Regions from separate parts of the Homo sapiens genome. Here region 2 is linked to region 1. A link is an interaction called in ENCODE POLR2A ChIA-PET data of the cell type or tissue named here. Cell type or tissue: K562. All regions are shown on one strand.

Region 1 (5,000 bases):
ACAAAAAAAATTTTTTTTAAAAAATTAGCTGGGTGTGGTGGCAGTAGCTGTGGTGCCAGATACTGGACAAGCTGAGGCAGAGGGTCCCTTGAGCCCAGGACTTTGAGGTGGCAGTGAGCCCTGATCGCGCTGTCACAGGATGCTTCGCAGTGAGCCCTGACCTCACTGTCATGGGATCCTTCGCAGTGAGCCCCGATCCTGCTGTCACAGGATCCTTTGCAGTCAACCCTGACCTCACTGTCACAGGATCCTTCGCAGTGAGCCCTGACCGCGCTGTCACTGGATCCTTTATAGTGAGCCCTCATCACAGTCACAGGATCCTTCACAGTGAGCCCTGATTGTGCTGTCACTGGATCCTTCGCAGTGAGCCCTGACCATGCTGTCACTGGATCCTTTGTAGTGAGCCCTCATCACAGTCACAGGATCCTTCAGTGTTGACTTTGGTATCGCTTCGCCAGTGGGAAACTTCTGTGGCCAGTGGCATCTCTGCTTGAGTTTTGCTCGTGGCCGCTGAGCTCCTTCCACCTACTTGGTCTGGCAGGCTGTGCTTAGTTCACGCTACCAGCCCAGATCCCCCACCTGCCATGGGCAAGCCAAGTGCGGAGCAGAGAGGGGTGTGTGAGTGTGCAGGTATGGGGTCTGGCCAGTGCACGTAGCCAGGCACACCAGCTGCTATGGTGGGGTGGGCAGCTCCGGGCACGGGCACAGGTGCCAGCTCTGTGTGAAGCTGCAGCTGGACCTTCCACCACAGGCACCAGCAACTGGACGAGGGGAACGCATTGGTGCCCAAAAGCTTGGAGATGCCAGGAACCGCAGAGCCCCAAAGGGTGTTACAGCATGTCACGGTCTTGGCTTGGGGAGGCCCACAGCTCTTCTCTCCTTCTCATCACTTGCAGTGTGGCAAGTGGGGTTGGGGGTGTTTTGGGGTAGTATTTCAGCCAGTTTGTGTCACAGTTCTTTCAGTCCCACCGCCCCGCTCTGGCCTGAAGCTCCTGGGCTAGTCTGGCCCTGCCTCCTGTCACTGCTGACAGAGGGCGGGAGGGCTATAGTGTTACAGCTCTGGCTTGGGGAATCCCAAGGTCTGGGCCTCAGAAAGGTTACCACTCTTAACTCCCACAGTCCAGACGCGTATCACTGCCCACAGCCTGGTGAGCCAGCCAGCGAAGTGTTACAGCTCCTTTTGCTTCCACTGTGTGGTGGGTCCCAAGTTCCTGTCCTGTGTCCAGGAAGAATGAGGCTACTCAGACAACTGGAGGGTGAGCAAGGCAGAGAAGAGCTTTATTGGGTGACTGAACAGCTCTCAGCAGAGAGGAGACCCAAAGTGGGTAGCTCCTATCCACAGGCAGGTAATCCCAGAGTGTATGAGTCTGGCTGAGTCCAGGGATTTTTATGGGCTCAGAATGGAGGAAGTTCATGCTAATTGGTCCATGGTGGGCCTGGAAGAAGCACCACTTGATTGGCTGAAAGGCATCAAGGAAGTTTTTTCACTCCGGGTAGCGGACTTCACTGGGACCTGGCAGCCTGGCCTCCAGGCTTCAGTCCATCCTTGGCTTGAAGGTGGGGTTTCATCTGGGACCCGTCCTTTCCTACCCAGAAACCTGTCTGCCTCCTGCCACCATCAACACCATTGCACTCCAGCCTGGGCAACAGAGCGGAGGCCTCATCTCTTAAAAAAAAAGAATAAATAAAATAAAAACAAATAAAAAATGTATATTTTAAAAATAAATACCGAATTCATAGAACTCACACAATACAATATTCTAAAGGAACGAAAAAGTAGGCAGTGAAAATTCTCCCTCTTGTTTATCTACCAAGACTCCACTCACTGGGGGAAGCCCATGTCTTGTGTTTCTTACATATTCTTCCATAGATAATTTGTACGTCTGAGGAGTTATTAGTGCATATTTTCTCCTACCTTTTCTGTAAACACAAATGATAGCACAGCATATACATCTTGGTTTTTTTCTACCTCATTTAATTTTATAGTCTCCAGATGCCTTTAGTGGTGTCATAGGGGTAAGTTTTCCAGCTGAAATTTGTAGTAACATTAATGGGAGGGGGAACGTTACCACAAAACCCGATAGCGGAAAGGGAAGGAAACTTGGGAATAGAGGGCACCCATATTTGAACCAGGGACCACTTGATCTGCAGCCAAATGGTTTACTCCTCAGCTATACCCCCTTGCCTGAGGGACATTCCTTCTTAGCACATTTCACCTGTGTAGCCACACCCAAGACACTACATTTACTATAATACCTAATGTTTTTGTGCAATTATTTTGTTCTAAATAAATTGTAAGAGCTTCATATATATAATTTAAAAAATTATTTGTGGTAGTACTATCACTACTACCACCATCATCATTGATGACAATGACATATGGAATTGAAGCAAATTGCCCCAAATCAGTGTTAAGTGACAGAATCAAGAACTAAAGGCAGGGCGTGGAGAATCATGCCTGTAATCCCAGCACTTTGGGAGGCTGAGGCAGATGGCTTGCTTGAGCCCAGGAATTTGAAACCAGCCTGGGCAACATGGTGAAAACCCATCTCTACAAAAAAAAAAAAAAAATATATATATATATATATGTATATTATATATATATAAAATAGCTGGGCATGGTGGTGCACACCTGTAGTCCCAGCTACTCAGGAGGCTGAGGCAGGAGGACTGCTTGAGCCCAGAAAGTCAAGGCTGCAGTGAGCCAGCCTGGGTGACAGTGCAAGACCTTAAAATAAATAAATAAATAAATAAATAAATAAATAAATAAATAAATAAAGCTAAACAGCCACTACATTATCCAGCCTCCACTAGGCTGCTCTTTATTTTGGGTTGGGTCTGCAGGGCTCTGCTGCCTCCCAGTGGACCCCTCTCCCTGCTCTGTTACAACCTCATCCCCCGCCTCCTCCCTGCCAGCCCTCCCTGCTTTTATATAATGGGGTTGCCCAGAGAAGGCCATTTAACCCAAGTGCCCTGAGAGGGCCCAACATTGGCTTCTGGAAGTCAGAACATTTATTTATTTATTTTTGCCAGTGGTAATTAATTTTATCGCAAGTTATATACATTTGCAATTTGCTAAAATTCTTGTTATTCTTACAAATTGCCAATAAATGTTCTCAATTTCATTGAAGAAAACCAAATTAATAAATTAGAATTATTTCTGGTCAAAATACTTTCAGAAAGGAATCGCTTAGGAGGCTATACACCACAGAAACAGCGACATTTGTCAGAATTATTTATTGTGATAAACTACTTACAGACCTCTTATGTAACAGAATATTTTTAATAAAAGTTTATATTTTAATAGCAGCTAAATGGAGACATAATAACCTTTTTAAAAATGAGCTATAATTTATACATCATATACTTCACCCTTTTAAAGTATATAATTCAGTGGTTTTGGGTATATTCACAGATTGTGTAACTATCACCACTATCAAATTTCAGAACATTTTCATCACCCCGGAAAGATACCCCAAACCCATCAGCAGACATCACTCCAATCCCACCTCCCCCAGCCCCTGGCAATGAGACACGTTAGCCTTCGAGTAGAGCTGGCTATTTTGCAAAATCACAGGGGTGGGGGAAGCCTCAAGAAATCATCTAGTTCATTTCCTACCCTTAAGAGCCTCTGAAGGGAGATCCACCATCTTCTATGGAAGCTACTGTGTACTCTAAAAATTAATATAAGGGAAGCAGCCAAATGATATCTATATTATCCTAGGTAAAATGGTTTCTATATTCAGAAGAGCTTGCTTAACTTATTTTACAGCTATATTTTCAATTTGGGATCAAACCTTAATAGTGTTAGATATTAATACATCAGAAATTACTCTCAGATTCACCACATTATTTGATAATTTTTCTACTATTTGGTTGCTTTACTTTTAATGTGAGCATTAGGTTTCCTTTTTTTTTTTTTTTTCTTAAATCCCTACAGACAGCATTAGGTTTTCTGTTGTGCCCCCTGAATCTTACTGTATACAAAAGTAAGTCGAGCCACTTTAAGGAAGTCAACAGGCCTTTGGCTGTTACTTTGTTGTCATAGATTTTATTGGAAAAAGACAGTGGCACCTAGATGTCTCACCAAGATGTATAATGCATGTTCAAAAGCAGACCCTAGCTTTTTTTTCCCCTCAAAAACAGATCTGAAGAGTCTCAGTCAGAGACACAGAATGATTCTGTAAATGTAAGCTACAAATTGTCTAGGGTAATAAAAGAAAAATCTTGCCCTGCCTCCAAATCTGGTAACTATTTTTTTTTAGAATTTTTTTATTTCTATAGGTTATTGGGGAACAGGTGGTGTTTGGCTACATAAGTAGGTTCTTTAGTGGTGATTTGTGAGATTTTGGTGCACCCATCACCCGAGCAGTATACACTGTACCCAATTAGTGAACTTTTATCCCTCAGCCCCTTCCCACCCTTTCCCCTGAGTCCCCAAAGTCCACTGTGTCATTCTTACGCCTTTGCATCCTCATAGCTTAGCTCCCACTTATGAATGAGAACATACGATGCTTGGTTTTCCATTCCTGAGTTACTTCCCTTAGAATAATAGTCTCCAGTCTTATCCAGGTTGCTGTGAATGCCATTAATTCATTATTTTTTATGGCTGAGTAGTATTCCATTGTATATGTATACCACAGTTTCTTTATCCACTCATTGATTCATGGGCATTTAGTTTGTTTCCACATGTTTGGAATTGCCAATTTTGCTGCTATAAACATGCATCTGCAAGTATCTTTTTCGTATAATGACTTCTTTTCCTCCGGGCAGATACCCAGCGGTGGGATTGCTAGGTCAAATGATAGTTCTATTTTTTGTTATTTAAGGAATCTCCACACTGTTTTCCATAGTGGTTGTACTAGTTTACATTCCCTCCAGCAGTGTAGAAGTGTTCCCTTTTCACCGCATCTAACCAACATCTATTATTTTTGATTTTTTTGATTCTGGCCATTCTTGCAGGAGTAAGGTGGTATCACATTGTGGTTTTGATTTGCATT
Region 2 (5,000 bases), 600 kb before region 1:
TAGAAAAAAGAAAAGTTACTCCTCCCTGAGAATGGAATGTTTCCCCAGTGTGTCCCCAGGAGAGGAGGTCCTGGGCCATGGGGATGCACACCCGACCCTCTCCTGGCACGGATGTAACCACATCGTGGGAGCCCTGGGAGCACTCACCCCAGGAACCCTACATGTCGCCTGCCTGCGCCGCAGTGTAGCTTCTTCCTTCTGTCTCCTTTGCCGTGTCACTCACTCCCCAGCCACGGTCAGGGATGCTGCTTTGCTCCCAGTAACTTTGTTTTCCTCATAGAAGCTTCAGGTACCTCACAGGTTTTGCAAGTGATAAATTATGAACATCCTTAGCACATGCCTGTGCCCAAGTGCAAGTTAGCCAGGTGGAGGGAAGGCATAGCTAACAAAATAAGTAGAAGTTCCTGGGGTTTCTCAGGAAACTCGGACATCTGACGGGTTAGTGTAAAAGGATAAGGGCCAGGCGCGATGGCTCATGCCTGTAATCCCAGCAATCTGGGAGGCTGAGGCGGGTGGATCACAATGTCAGGTGTTCAAGACCAGCCTTGCCAACATGGTGAAACCCCGTCTCTACTAAAAATACAAAAAATTAACCGGGCATGGTGGTGCGTACCTGTAATCCTAGCTACTTGGGAGGCTGAGGCAGGAGAATCACTTGAACCCCGGAGGCAGAGGTTGCAGTGAGCTGAGATCACGCCATTGCACTCCAGCCTGGGTGACAGGGCGAGACTCTGTCTCAAAAACAAACAAACCGGGGGGCTAGGCACAAGATAGCTCACGGCTGTAAGCCCAGCACTTGGAGAGAGCTCAGCCTTGTGCAACATAGGGAGCCTCCGTCTCTGCAAAAATTAGCCGGGCTTGGTGGCGCACATTTGCGGTCCTAATCGCTCATGAGGCTGAGGCAGGAGGATCGCTTGAGGCCAGGAGGTTGAGGCTGCAGAGAGCCAAGACCACTGCACTCCAGCCTGGGCAACAAAGCAACCCTGTCACAAAAAAGTTACACAGGTTAAAAAGTAAAATGGTAATAAACCCAGCACTTAATGGTTCTCAACACTTTTTTTTAGTATATCCCCTTTTTCAGACCATCTAGTGAAGAGTCCCAGTATAGAAGCCAGGCAGGAGACAGCTGGTGTTCCGAACTCCACCCTGCCCTGTGGCGCCGGACTGGGAGTAAAGCTCACCTCCTGCTTTTCCTCAAACCAGTCCATTATTCTGCCTGTGAGAAAAGCATGCTGCAAAGGAACACCACAGACCTGCCTTAAGAGCTTGTGTATTTCAGTCCTGCGAATGATAGGAAATATTGTCATGAGTTTGCTGGTCTCTTCAGTTCCTCCGGGATCAAGCAGGCACTTGGGTAAGTACCTTGGTCCCATGGAAATTCCTCACGGTAAGCGAAGGTGAGCTGAGTGATGGGTGAGTCGGGAGTTCGCCCCACACCTTCAGATTCCTGGCCTTTACCTGCTCCCCTTCGCACTGGGTAAGTGTACCGTCTTGACTGGTGTGAAAGAAAAGGCAATTCAAGACCTATGTTTAGGTCCAAATGTCCCTTATGTGTATAGGTTGACTGCATTTCTCTTGGTAAGACATGGAAAGGGAGACATTCCCTGAGGCATTTCTTTTTCAGGACAACTTAGTAAGTCGCTTAGAGGCAGAGTCCCAGAATTCTGGAAACCCCGGGTGTTCAGTCCCTATATGTGGGCAGCATGGTTAGAACCCAGGAGGAAGGTCACATTCTTCCCAGTTCTCAAGCCCTATTCTCCTTGGACAAAATACTTGTATGTGCACAATTACTAGCTGTAATTGTGAAAATTGTGGCCAGGCACATTGGCTCACGCCTGTAATCCCAGCACTTTGGGAGGCTGGGCGGCGGATCACTTGAGGTCAGGAGTTCAAGACCAGCCTGGCCAACATGGTGAAACCCCATCTCTACTAAAAATACAAAAAATTAGCCAGTTGTGGTAGCACACGCCTGTAGTTCCAGCCACTTGGGAGGCTGAGGCAGGCGGATCGCTTGAACCTGGGAGGCAGAGGTTGCAGTGAGCTGAGATCGTGCCACTGCACTCCAGCCTGGGCGACAGAGCAAGACTCCGTGTCAAAAAAAAAAAAAACAAAAATAGTTTACAAAGAACCACCAAGCGCAGTATCACTGAACTAATCCAGCCCCAGAGTACTCACATTGTCACTCTTGCTTTTACCCTTTGTTGAAGTATAGGGGAGCCTGTCTGTAGAACACCAAACATCTGGGACTATTTGCTGCCAAATCCTAGTGGGGGTCTACACGGTGTGGTGGTTACCACTGAGACCAGGCTTACTATCTTGGAATCATGGCCAAAGAGGTTGGAAACAGTATCACAGCAACAAAGGTTTAATCTATTGACAACTTGAACTCATATTTTATAAAATCAATATTTTACCTCCTGGGTTGTAGAAAAATTCATTGTGGTTTAATCAGAGCTGGGCTGTGCACTAAGACCAGATGCACAGGCTGAGTATGTATTGCTGTGACCTAAGGGAACAAGGGAAGGGAGGACCTTGATCTCGGCGCCTGGGAGGGTAAGTCTCCTGGTTGGGCTCTGTTAAGCGTAGGGTATAGACTCGGGATGCTGGCCAGGCACGCCACATGACAGGAATCTGAAGGGTAAGAAAGTGGCTACAGGACCAACAGGTGCCTGTAATGTCATGTATGTATTTTTACTGACAGCATTTTAAGATGCTGCTCCTTGATGAATATTGGTACCTAATTTTCCTGTGAAGTTTAGCATGACCACCCCCAGTTGGAAAACATGCTTGCTGGCCTTCAGCTATTTGAACTGAATCCCCCTTCTAATGAAGACACCTTCTTGTTCGTAGGAATCACAGTCACTTGGCTGCCCAGGTTCATTTTTTATACCATCATCGTTCATCTGTCCAGTTCATGACCCTGTCCAGGGGCAACCCCAACAATGCCCTTGCCGTAACAGGTGAGTGTAGACCACTTCTAATGCCAGGTATCCATGTGTAGCCCCCACTGGAATTGTTTATTTATATCAAGGGATTGAGTGGATACGCAATTATTTCAACTAGTTCCATTAAGAATTATTTAACAGAATACTGTTTTCAAAATGTTTACATTTCGGATCCAGTCTTGATGAGCTATCTACAAGCTTAAATGTGTGGGTTTACATTTGATTTGACTTTTGGTGGAGTTGCTGAACATCTTGGGCAGAAGTGGAAGTGAGGACCTGGCATGGATACGGTGAAGACTGGAGATGGGATGAACCAGACAATAATGAAAACCTAGCACAGCTTCTAGGTGCCTCTAACTTTACCCACAGTAGTTAGTCTGTGGGTGAGGTCCCGCTTATTGTATATGTCAAGCCTTCTATTAAGTAGCTGATGAGCTTAAAAAAAAAAAAAAAAAACGCTGGGCGGAGCAGCTCACACCTGTAATCCCAGCACTTTGGGAGGCCGAGGCGGGTGGATCACTTGAGGTCAGGAGTTCAAGACCAGCCTGGCCAACAAGGCAAAACCCCATCTCTACTAAAAACACAAAAATTAGGGGTGGTAGCCCATGCCTATAATCCCAGCTACTCGGAAGGCTGAGGCAGGAGAATCGCTTGAACCTGGGAGGCAGAGGTTGCAGTGAGCCAAGATCACACCACTGTACTCCAGGCTGATTAGTGACAGAGCAAGACCCTGTCTGTCTTTAAAAAAAAAAAAAAAATCACAAAAAACCTCAATGTTTTAAGAAAGTTTACGAATTTGTGTTGGGCTGTATGCAACCGGCTGTCCACAGGCCAGACAAGCTTGATAGAAGGTTGTATCAAATGGGTTATTAACGTCAAGGATTTCTGTTCAGAAAATCTGTGTTCACGGACGTCACTGAAGAGGCTTTTAGAGAAGCGCATTTCAGATCATGGTATAAAAAGCTTGCTGTGCAATGAGAATACACGACAGGGCTCAAAAACTACTGCTTTCCATCAATGCCACCTTGTCTTTCCTACGCATTTGGGGCTCTGGTACATTGAGCTCACTGGAGGCCTCAAGGATCTGCTTCCCAGCTGTTCCTCTGAGGATGGGTTGAGGGCTGTAGCTGGAATGAGCCATGTCAACAGGTACTTTTGAGCCCAAGTAATCTTTGGGGTCTCATGAACAGGCGATGATGAACAGATGGGCTCCATGCGCCTGTGCCTAGGCAAGGCCAGTGAGCCATCTAGAGAATGACCTAACCCAAATAATGAAGTAACTGCCTCAGGAGATTGATGGCTGCCCAGTTTGCCCAGGGTCCTGCTGAGTGCCGAGCGGAACATGAGGGCATCGAGGGCAACAAGCTCTGAAGTGAATGGTACCGTTTTCTGGGTGAGAGTGGAGATAGTTATTTAGATGTAAAATAGATCAGCACTGTCATTAAGAAACCATGGGACGAGGCTGAGGGAGGGATCTCCTCAATCCCAAATCAAGTGGCAAATTAACTGTAGGACTCAAGTTGCTGCGCCTGTGCACTGATGTGTCAGAGAGAGACCTGATCCCGCAAATGCTGTGGAACTGGAAAGCAAGATGAGTCCATTTAATTAGGTTTCATATTAATACTACCACATTGTAAATAAAAATCTAACTGTAGCAAAGGCAACTGCTAAGTAACTGACAGTATGGACTGGTTTGCAGCGGTTGTCAGGGTTCCCATGATGCTGCTGGTGAATGTACCTGGGGAGGGTGCAGGGAAGTTACCTCAAATTCTGGGACAAACCACATTATCATAAGGCATGCAAGGTACATGTCGTTTCCTTGACGCTTTCAGAGTTTGTGATTTTTACCTCTGAGAAGATATAAAACTACAGTTTGGTTATACCTATCAATCACCTTTTGTGATAAGGTAGGTAAGGAATCCCAACTTATATTGTGTTTGTTTCTAAAGAACTCTATCTAGACTAATGGAGTTTAGAACTAGGTACGTTCTTAAAAATAACCTAAAAGTCTACTCTGTCAGTTTATATATGGGGAACAGACTTGGAGGTTAAATC

Evidence for each region. ChIA-PET counts read pairs that join two places held together with the same protein. Peaks named below come from ENCODE experiments on the same cell type or tissue, not always from the same donor. Only the 100,000 strongest peaks of a DNase experiment are listed, where the experiment ranks them.
Region 2: POLR2A ChIA-PET joins it to region 1 with 5 read pairs; 1 of 35 experiments calls an interaction of 5 or more read pairs at or near these places.

The regions. Positions count from the first base shown.
Region 1 is chr7:149,403,955-149,408,954 of GRCh38, forward strand. No RefSeq gene overlaps it. Among named protein-coding and RNA genes, the nearest start is that of TRC-GCA11-1, 8.8 kb to the right of the region's middle. In K562, a CTCF peak has its summit at 2,859 (motif pointing left); a DNase peak (open chromatin) is centred at 2,880; H3K27me3 peaks cover 1,565 bases.
Region 2 is chr7:148,802,126-148,807,125 of GRCh38, forward strand. No RefSeq gene overlaps it. Among named protein-coding and RNA genes, the nearest start is that of EZH2, 80 kb to the right of the region's middle. In K562, no CTCF peak of the experiment used is centred here; a DNase peak (open chromatin) is centred at 2,561.